Regions from separate parts of the Homo sapiens genome. Here region 2 is linked to region 1. A link is a contact called in ENCODE Hi-C or POLR2A ChIA-PET data. All regions are on one chromosome and are shown on one strand. Each heading gives the region's core, a stretch centred on a gene start or an enhancer-like site at or near the end of the contact. The rest is flanking DNA. Distances are from core to core; before and after follow the strand shown. Region 1 holds the start of LINC02265 (long intergenic non-protein coding RNA 2265). Region 2 overlaps PDS5A (PDS5 cohesin associated factor A).

Region 1 (5,491 bases), core at 1-2,500:
TACGATTTAGTATTATAGCAACTTTTTTTAAAAAGCAGAAGTGCTAAGAAAAGTTAAGGAACTCAACAAAGCTTGCATCGCTAGGAAGTAAAAAGCCAGAATTTTGATTTAAATCTAATGACCTATGTTTATTCCATATTATGCAGCCTCTTGGATGCTCTAATGCTGGCCTAATCAGGAGAAAGAGGCAAATGAGATCACGGTCAAAACTGCTGGGGAAGTCAGGTGCAGTGGCTCACGCCTGTAAACCCAGCACTTTGGGAGGCTGAGGAAGGAGAATCACTTGAGCCCAGGAGGTCAAGGCTGCAGTGAGCTATGATTGCACCACTGCACTCCAGCCTGGGTGACAGCGTGAAACCCTGTCTCAAACAAACAAGCAAAAACTACCAGGATTGAAAATATCTGAGTGAGGAAGATGGTTTGTAATGGAGGCAAGCTAGCAAGAAAAGAATGTGGGGGAGGGGTTCTATACCTGCATCAGATCATCTGAGGGCCCACAGTGCAGCTCCGTGGGCTCTGAGGGATTGTGTAAGAGGCAGCTGGCAGATATGCATGGGGTGGGCTGATCTGGCAAAAAGACGAGATAAATCTGAAAAATACATTTTACAGTGCTCTTTACACTGAAGAATCTTGCAGAGTAACTGGTAGATATGATAAGGGATAGAGAAGGAATTACTGCTTAATAGCTAGCCAGACACTGGCATTAAGGTTTCTGCATATTTAAATGGGTGTGCTTTTCCCATCCCTGACAGATTCTTTTGTTTTCCCCTACGTCCTTAGGTTCCTCTTTTATACAAATGGCCTCTATGTCCATTCACACTGTTCTGCAAGATCAAAGGAGAAAATAATTCCCAAAGCAATGTTCTGGGACACTGAGGGTCATCAAACATCAAGTGAAATTTGATCAACTTGCATTTTTATGTATTATCTCTTACCTTTTGCATCTTCAGAAAGGCAGTTTATCTTTATTTTCATTTAGTGGTAAAATATTTTCTAATAGCATCAGTGAAATCCTGTTGAAAGTCAATGGCCAGCTTTTTAGACATAAGACAAATGAGAGTTCTGTTGGGCACAACAGAACTGCTAACAGGTCTTTCACTATATTTCTTTCTCTCTCAGCCATTGATGGGTGTCTGACACCTCCAAACTCCCTCTATGCTGGGCTGATTAGAAGTGGAGGAGTTGTCTAAGATGCAACTGTTTGAACTTCAGCGGTGGAAGGTTGGGCAGCTGGGCCCCAGGTGTGTGCATTCAGACTGTAGCAGGAGTGATGCCCTCTCCCCGTGGTCCATCAAGCTCTATCTATAAGATGAGTCTCAGGAGACTGAGTACCAACCTCTAGACAGGAGCAGGGAGGGATATAAAATAGAAATGTTGACAAGGCAAAGAGAATGATGCCCCCAAGGCCACTGTGGTTCTACAGACTTATGTTTGTGCTCGAGTTAGAGCAGGATGAGGTTGGAAATGAAGCTTACAGAGTTACAAGGGACGGCGGTAGTTCCAGAAAGGACAGGGTCATCTGGTTTTTGGAAGGCATCTTGGAGATTTCATCGTACGTAAGCCATCCAGAGCTAGTATGTGGGCTGCATGATGTTGGGGACTTGCTTTCCTCCTGTCTTTTTGCTCTACTGTTCTCGATACAGAACTTCTCCCTGTGAGGTCCGATGGTAGTTAGGGAGCAATGGTGCTAATAGGAGGCTTTGTTAATGAGAACAGGGATGCCTGCTAGATTTGGGGTTAGAAAGGAAAACAAAGAAATGTGATGAGGTCCTAGTGTCGTTGGCAGCTGGCAAATTCATTACATCATCAAGCTCTCTGACTTAAGTCTCTTGCCTACCTTGCGCTGGTTAAAACGAAAATGTAGCCCTCAGCGCCGCAGAAAACAATTCTCCAGGGCTGTGACCATGGGGTGCCAGGGAGGAAGTGAAACTAATTGGGCAAAGACTCTTCCTGTCTGTCCATTCCTCTGTGTGGCCCTCTGGTAGAAGCAAGGATTTATGCATGTTGGGCTAGATATGAGTGAAAAAGGGGAAACATGGTCTGAAGGAGGACTTTGGGGTCAGGAATAGTCTAAAGTTTAGCAATTTTCTTTTGCTTTAGGAATCGCTCTTTGACCTCATTTTTTTTTTCTTTTTAAGTGAAGTTTCCAAGCAGAAAAGGCAGTATTTGCCAAGTGCTACAATTCACTCTAAGCTGATTGGGTTCTGAACACGAAGGCCCTTTTTACTCTCACAATCATTTAAAAACAGTAGTAGTAAGTGGGGTGTTTTCGCACTAATTTACAGGTTCCTCATTTGTTGCTATGATGACCCCCTGAGGCCGGAATTGTTATCCTCTTACAGATGGGGCAGTTGAAGCTCAGAGAGAAGTGGCTTGACCAAGGCCCAACGGCAGGTGAGCAGCAGAGTCTAGGGTTTTATCTTTCTATCACACCTGTCACCGTGGTGCCCGGGGATGAGCAGTCACTTCAGATAAACGTTGAGGTTTCTGTTACCAGCCGTCCTCCGGGCCCAGTGTGATTAGTCTACTTTGCTCAGCTTCCTGTAGGTGTGTTGTGATACTCTGTAGATACTTTATTTCCTCTTCTCCCCTAGTTCGTCCAGAAATACAAACTGTTGAATTTCTTTATCATCATTTTAGAAGTGATAAACATTCCCAAAAGGTATGTTATTTCTGCCATGGAGTTGGCAGTCTTTATTCATGCAGAATGCATTCTGGAGTGTTTTGTTTTAGTGAAAAGAAGACATTCTTAGAAATTGAAGACAAAGAGGAGAGGAAGTGAGCCCGCAGGGGGCATGTTCCCATGGGATTGGGAGTCAGGCATCTTTAGGTATCTCTGCTCCCTTCTCCTCGGGAGAAAGCAAGGACCACTGCCTTCTAAGTCAAGCAGACCTTGGTTCAAATCCCAGCTCTGGCGAAAATTCTTGAGGAAGATATTTAACCTCTCTGAGCCTCAGTTTCCTCATCTAGAAAATGGGGAGAATAATATCACTTTCTTCATTGGGTCATTGGGGGGAATTTAATGAAGTAATGCAACATTTTTCCAAGTGTGATATACATCCTATAGGTGATAGATGATTTTCTGGTGATATAGATATTCTAATGTAATAATTATAACATACACACACCAGCACACCAAAATCATCATTTCACAGGTCTGATTGCTTAGGGTGTGGCTAGGTAAGAAGCATATATAACCCACATTAAAGACTATTTTAATACAATGTTAAATGTGTGATAGAGATGGCATCAGTGGACTAGAGAGGGGGAACGACCATCACCAGGAATCCCTGAAGGAATGTGTATGAAAGTGGGCCCTGCCCACTTTGGTTGAAGTCTTCCACCCTGGTTGACTTTGGACAAAGGAAACCAGGCAGATCCAGGTTGGATGGGAAGGCTGGCTCTCCCTGAGACCTGAAGCCAGGGGCCCTGTGAAGAGTCCCTGTTAATTTCATCTTGCGCTGCTGCCCTCTGGTGTTCACGCGCTGTTCCCAGTGTCTTGAGAGCAAGTCAAAGCCGAGCCAGTGCGATTTAGAGCGTGAGCGCGACCCTGTCTGGCCCTTCTCCCACTTCTTTGTTTCCCTGCTTTCAGGGACTTTCCGAGTCCCATCAATCCCACCACCTTGGCCTATCCTCCCCCAAGTGTCACTTCCTCCTGCAGCCTAGTCGCAACTCCCCTTCCCCCAAACTCCTTACTAATCAGCAGAGGATGCTCTGGTTCTCAGGTGTGAACAACAAATGAGCTTAGTTTACTGAGGGGACATTTGTTTTAAAAGAGAAACCAGTTTAACAAAACAAAAACTCAAGTCAGCAGGAAGTGAAGTGGCTATATTTTTGAAATGAGGGTCTTTCCTTGTCTCCCAAGCTTCCTCTACAGAATGGAACCTGCTCTTTAAGCAGGCAGCCACATCCCGGGAATGAAATCCTTCAAAGGGAATGAATTGCCTTTCTTCCCAGCCAATTCTACAAGAAACTTTCAAATAGTTTCACTTTCTGTGTTCGAACATAATACTTATAACTGAGAACCCCAAATATAAGTGGTTTTTGTTAAATCACTGGATATAATAAAGGCTGGGTGTGATGGCTCATGCCTGCAATCCCAGCACATTGGGAGGCCGAGGTGGGTGGATCACTTGAGGCCAGGAGTTCGAGACCAGCCTAGTCAACATGGTGAAAGCCCATCTCTACCAAAAATACAAAAATTAGCCAGGCCTGGTGGCAGGTACCCATAGTCCCAGCTACTCGGGAGGCTGAGGCAAGCGAATTGCTTAGGTGGAGGTTGTAGTGAGCTGAGATCGTGCCACTGCACTCCAGCCTGGGTGACAGAGCGATACTGCATCTCAAAATAATAATAATAATAATAATAATTTATTTACCTCTCATGTAAACAGAGACAACCCAAGACTGTTATGGCGGCTCCCTGATCACCAGGTTTCTTCCATCTTGTTCCATTCTCTTCAACACATGGCTTCTACCTCGTGGCCCAAAATGGCTGCTCCAGCTCCAAGCTTGGTTCAGCGTTTCAGTCACTGGTCAGGAGGAAAGGAACAGAGAAGGGTACATTCTAGTTCTTTAAAGTGCTCACTGGCCAGGTGCGGTGGCACATGCCTGTAATCTCAGCACTTTCGGAGGCCAAAGTGAGAGGATCACCAGAGGTCAGGAGTTCGAGACCAGCCTGGACAACACAGTGAAACCCCATCTGTACTAAAAATACAAAAATTAGCCAGGCATGGTAACACATACCTGCAGTCCCAGCTACTCAGGAGGCTGAGGCAGGAGAATCACTTGAACCTGGAAGACGGAGGTTGCAGTGAGCTGAGATGGCACCACTGCACCCCAGTCCCCAGCAACAAAGCGAGACTCTGTCTCAAAAAGAAAAAAAAAGAAAAAAGAAAAGAAAGAGAAGTGCTCACCACTCTCCCTTACATCCTGCTGACCAGTCCTCAGACATGAGTTCACTGTCAGGTATACTGGGGAATGAGGCAGAGCAACCATGGGCCTTGGTAACATTTGACATTTTATTACTGAAGAATTAGAGAATGGATTTTGGAGACAATCAGCAATCTCCTCTATAAGCCGATGGCTGGCGTTGTGAAAGATGTTCAGACCCAAGAAGGATCAGATCCCAGAACTAAAAAGAAGCTCTAGCATTTCCCTCCTGTCATCGAGGAAATGCTGCTGGAACAACGGCTAATACTCTAAGCCTCGGCCGGGACGCGGAGATTGTAGTCTGGCTCTGCCTCTCGCCACTATCATGGCCTTGAGAGAGTTACCTAACATTCCAGAGCTCAGTTTCTCTCAGATGAGGTTACTTCCTGCTCTACAATGATGACTATATATACTTGTCATGGCATCAGGCAGTTAAATAGACAATGAATGTATTTTTTCTTCCTTTCAATCGTGAACATTTAATGTTGTGAATAATTAAGAATACACATAACTGGCTGGGCGAGGTGGCTCATGCCTGTAATCCCAGCACTTTGGGAGGCCG
Region 2 (5,491 bases), core at 883-3,382, 360 kb before region 1:
CGCCTTCAAGATAACCCACAAACACGATTCTTAAAAATTACCTGGATACTGACTGTAACAGAACAATCATAATAGAAGTTATTTTTAGCCTCAAGGGGAATTCATAAGGTCCTAAAACATTATGAGTGGCCTTAAAGGCTGAGAGTGTGGCGGGGCACAGTGGCTCACACCTGTAATCCCAGCACTCCGGGAGGCCGAGGTGGGCGGATACCTGAGGTCAGGAGTTTCACACCAGCCTGACCAACATGGAGAAAGCCCGTCTCTACTAAAAATACAAAAACTTAGCCAGGCTTGGTGGTGCATGCCTGTAATACCAGCTACTCGGGAGGCTGAGGTAGGAGAATCGCTTGAACCTGGGAGGCGGAGGTTGCAGTGAGCCAAGATCACACCACTACACTCCAGCCCGGGCAACAACGGCGAAACTCCATCTCAAAAAAAAAAAAAAAAACAAAAAGCTGAGAGTTTGATACATGCATGGCGGGTTCAAAGGCTTTGAGACTTGGTTTTAACATAACCTCAGATGCTCTCTAATCTTTGGGTATTTGTAAGATGGAAGAATAAAACGAGTGAAGACGATATGATACAAACAAATCATTCTATATTTTGACCCTCACATAATAAATCCTCTATTCTTTTTTTCTTTACAGCTCAAACTGTTTCCATTTTATTTTCTTTACAAATTCTTAATTCTTAAAGCCTATTTGTTTATAGGAACCACTTGCAATAGTACTAATAGCTGCTAACATGTATTGTGTTCCTGCTATGCGTCAGGTACATTTCAAATAATTTGAATACACTATTAACTTATGTAATACAATGATATCTATGAGAAGCATTATTATTAATACCCCCGTTTAACAGATGAGGAAACAGGCCAAATAAGTTGTCCAAGGGCATAAAAATCTAAATGCAGGCGGCCGGGTGCAGTGGCTCACACCTGTAATCCCAGCACTTTGGAAGGCCAAGGTGGGCGGATCATGAGGTCAGGAGATCGAGACCATCCTGGCTAACATGGTGAAACCCCCGTCTCTACTAAAAATACAAAAAATTAGCCAGGCGTGGTGGCAGGCGCCTATAGTTCCAGCTACTAGGGAGGCTGAGGCAGGAGAATGGCATGAACCCGGGAAGTGGAGCTTGCAGTGAGCAGAGATCACGCCATTGCACTCCAGCCTGGGCGACAGAGCGAGACTGCCTCAAAAAAAAAAAAAAAAAAAAAAATTAAATGCAGGCAATGTAGCTAGTCACTCACTGCTTAGTACTCTTACCTATATGTTACATATAGTATAGTAGGAGGAATGCTTCCCCAAATGACTACTGAAATACACACATTATACTATAAAAACTGTACTGTATTAGTTATAACTACTAAGTGATTATGTTCCCAGGCAAACTCAAAAAGCCTACTTTGTCACAATTTAGTTAGATGAAGACTACAGTAGAAAATTTAGATGGGAGCATCTAGCAACTTAATAGATCTCTTAATCCATTAACTGAATGTCAAGTACTCTGGCTTTCCTTTTCCTTCATAAAGGTAAATCGTTTGCCTTATGCTTAAAATGATCAAACATTATGTAAGGTGTTTTTGCTCAAAAATAAAATAAAACACAGCAGTTTTTCTAAGGTTAAACGGATTAAGAGTTGAAAGAAAAAAAAGCAGGACAGGCGCAGTGGCTCACGCCTGTAATCCTAGCACTTTGGGAGGCCGTGGAGGGAGGGGGGGATCACTTGAGGTCAGGAGTTCGAGACCAGCCTGGCCAACAAGGCGAAACCTCGTCTCTACTAAAAACACAAAAATTAGCTGGGCATGGTGGCAGGTGTCTGTAATCCCATATACTTGGGAGGTTGAGGCAGGAGAATCGCTTGAACCCAGGAGGCAGAGGTTACAGTGAGCTGAGATCACATCACTGCACTCAAACCTGGGTGATGGAGTGAGACTTCATCTCAATAAAAAAAAAAAAAGAAAGAAAAAAAAAGGAAAGGAAAAGAGATTCAAGCAGACAAGCGTACATATGTGGGAAAAAGGCAGATGGAATTAATTATGGCAGGAGCAGTGAGAGTTTAGAGGAAAATCAACAGTAAGTATAGGGAAATTCCCCTACAGGCACGATGAGAAACGGGTGGTGGGAAAAAGCAGACAGTGGCAGAGAAGCAGAAGTGGGCATCGCCTTCCTATATCAGTTGCCAAAAATATTACCACCCAGAAGAACATGATGGCAGCTAGAGAAAGGGAAACAAAAAGCTGGTTCTTTGAAAACATCAACAAAACTGACGACTTTTCAGCTAGACTGACCAAGAAAAAAAGACCAAATTACTACATTCAGAATGAAAATAGACATGTTACTAATTACCTTACAGAAATAAAACCCATTGGCCAGGCGTGGTGGCTCATGCCTGTAATCCCAGAACTTTGGGAGGCCAAGACAAGCGGATCACTTGAGGTCAGGAGTTCGAGACCAGCCTGGGCAATATGGTGAAACCCTGTCTCTACTAAAAATACAAAAAATCAGTCAGGCGTGGCGGGCACCTGTAATCCTAGCTACTTGGGAGGCTGAGGCAGGAGAATCGCTTCAACCCAGGAGGTGTGGATTGCAGTGAGCCAAGATTGCACCACTGCACTCCAGCCTGGGCGTTGCAGCAAGACTTGTGTCTTGGGAAAAAGAGAAATAAATAAAACTGATCATAAAGGACTACTATAGGCTGGAAGTGGTGGCTCACATCTGTAAAACCAGCACTGTGAGGGGATGAGGTGAGGGGAATTACTTCAGGCCCATGAGTTCGAGATCAGCCTGGGCAACACAGGAAGACCCTATCTCTATTGAGAAAAAAAAATTAATTAAAATATGTTTTTTAAAAATCCTATTTCTATACACTTGGAATGAATAATCTGACAAAGAAATTAAACAAACATGACCAGGCATGGTGGTTCACGCCTGTAATCCCAGCAATTTGGGAGGGTGATGCTGGCGGACCACTTGAGGTCAAGAGCTCAAGACCAGCCTAGCTAACATTGTGAAACCCCATCTCTACTAAAAATACAAAAAATTAGCCTGGGATGGTGGCATGTGCCTGTACTCCCAGCTACTCAGGAGACTGAGGCAGATAACTTGAACCGGGAGGCGGAGGCTGCAGTGAGCCAAGATCATGCCACTGCACTCCAGTCTGGGTGAGAGAGAGACTGTCTGAAAGGGGGGAAAAAAAAGAGAGAGGAAACATGAAATAAACATGAGGGAGTAAACCTGCTTTCTAACAGTAGTGTCCAATCCTTTGGCTTCCCTGGGCCACACTGGAAGAAGAATTGTCTTGGACCACACATAAAGTACACTAACACTAATGATAGCTAATAACCTTAAAACAAACAAAAAAAATTGCACAATAGTCTCATAATGTTTTAAGAAAGTTTATGAATGTGTGTTGGGCCACATTCAAAGCCATCCTGGGTCACATGTGACCCACGGGCTGTGAGTTGGACCAAGCTTGTTTATAAGAACCCACTTTTTGGGTAACTAATCCAGTCCCAGAAGAGTGAGAACTCACTCTCACAAGATGGCATTATCTATTCATGAGGGACTGGCCCCATGATGGAACACCTCCCAGTAGGCCCCAATTCCCAACACTGCTGCAATGAGAACCAAACTTCAACATAAGTTTTGGTGAGGACAAACCTTATCCAAATAATGGCAATGTCCACACAAAAATTTGCACATAAGCCAGGAATGGTGGCTCACTCCCATGATCTTAGCAATTTGGAAAGACAAGGAGGGAGGATGCCTTGAGACAAGGAATGCAAGACTAGCCTGGGCAACAACTGCAAGACCCCATTTCTACTAAAGATTTAAAAATTAGCTGGGTATGGTAGCACGTACCAGTAGTCTCAGCTACTTGAAAGACTGAGGCAGCAGGATTCCTTAAGCTCAGGAGGTAGGCAACACAGCAAGATATCCCGTCTCAAAAAAAAAAAAAAAAAAAGAAAGAAAGAAAAAGAAAAGAGAAATTTGCACAAGAATGTTTATAGCAGCATTATTCACAATAGCCAAAAGGTGAATCAAACCTTTTTTTTTTTTTTTTTTTTTTTGAGATGGAGTCTTGCTCTGTCACCCAGGCTGGAGTGCAATGGTGCGACCTCGGCTCACTGCATTACTGCAACCTCCGCCTCCCGGGTTCAAGCAATTCTCTGCCTCAGCCTCCCGAGTAGCTGGGTTTATAGGCGCCTACCACCAGGCCCTGCTAATTTTTGTATTTTTAGTAGAGATGGGGTTTTACCATCTTGGCCAGGCTGGTCTTGAACTGCTGACCTCATGATCCACCTGCCTCGGCCTCCCAAAGTGCTGGGATTACACGTGTGAGCTACCACGCCTGGATTTTTTTTTTTTTTTTTTTTAAAGACCGAGTCTCACTCTGCTGCCCAGGCTGGAGTGCAGTGGTGCCATCTCAGCTCACTGCAACCTCTGCCTCCTGGCTTCAAGCAATTTTCCTGCCTCAGCCTCCTGAGTAGCTGGGATTAAAGGCATGTGCCACCATGCCCGGATAATTTTTCTATTTTTAGTTGAGATGGCATTTCACCATGTTGGCCAGGCTGGTCTTGAATTCTTGACCTCAGATTATCTGCCCACCTTGGCCTCCCAAAGTTCTGGAATTAGAGGTGTGAGCCACTGAGCCCAGCCCAACCCCATTTATTATCAACTAACAAACGGATAAACAAAATTTGGTACACCTATACACTACAGTATTATCTGGCCATAAAAGGTATAATGAAAGCCAGGCATGGTGGCTCACACCTGTAATCACAGTACTTTGGGAGACCAAGGCCAGAGATCACCTGAGCACAGGATTTTGAGACTGGGCAACATAGTGAAACCCTGTCTCTACAAAAAACACCAAAAAAAAAAAAGATAGCCAGGTGTGGTGGCACATGTCCATAGTCCCAGCTACTCAGGAAGCTGAGGCAGGAGGATTGCTTGAATGCGGGAGGTCGAGGCTTCAGTGAACCCAGATGGAGCCACTACATTTTAGCGTGGATGAAAGAGCAAGAACCTATCTCAAAAAAAAAAAAAAAAAAAAGAACTGATGGTATGACTGGGCGAAATGTTATGCTAACTGAAATATGCCAGCCACAACAGACCACTTGCTTATGATTCCATTTATATGAAATGTCCAGATCGGGGAAATGTACATAGACAAAAAGTAGGTTAGTGATTCCTTAGGACTGTGGGGAGGAATATGAGGGTAATAGCTAATGGACACAGGGACTTCATTTTGAGATGATAACTGTTCTAAAACTGACTACGAGCTGGTCAAAGTGGCTCACACAATCCCAGCCCTTTGGGGTTCTGAGGCAGGTGGATGGATCATTTGAGCCCAGGAGTTCAAGACCGGACTGGGCAACAGGTGAAACCCCATCTCTAAAAAAAAAAGTTTCAACAATTAGCTTGGCATGGTGGCGCACACCCGGCTACGCAGGAGGCTGGGGTGGCACAATCACTGAACTTGCAGG

The links. A loop is a pair of places that touch in the nucleus more often than their neighbours do. ChIA-PET counts read pairs that join two places held with the same protein, here RNA polymerase II (POLR2A). Pooled maps may share reads with other maps.
Region 2: a loop to region 1 is called in a pooled map, with 2.2 times the contacts of the local background. The contact joins the enhancer-like site here to the promoter of LINC02265 in region 1. A Hi-C loop is called at or near these places in 2 of 50 pooled maps. POLR2A ChIA-PET finds 5 or more read pairs at or near these places in 4 of 52 experiments (A549, CD8-positive, alpha-beta memory T cell, PC-9 and 1 more).

The regions. Positions count from the first base shown.
Region 1 is chr4:40,305,935-40,311,425 of GRCh38, forward strand. It overlaps LINC02265 (long intergenic non-protein coding RNA 2265), which reads left to right and starts at 1,251. Exons shown (of 4, transcript NR_121641.1): 1 at 1,251-1,552; 2 at 2,343-2,394. RefSeq lists enhancers at 1,671-1,720, 2,291-2,420, 3,425-4,063, 3,994-5,193, 4,064-4,702 and a silencer at 3,358-3,652.
Region 2 is chr4:39,944,264-39,949,754 of GRCh38, forward strand. All of the region lies in intron 2 of PDS5A (PDS5 cohesin associated factor A), which reads right to left. Among named protein-coding and RNA genes, the nearest start is that of PDS5A, 31 kb to the right of the region's middle. Within about 2 kb of position 2,133, at least 6 of the 41 ENCODE cell types and tissues checked have a DNase peak (open chromatin) inside an H3K27ac peak, as active enhancers do.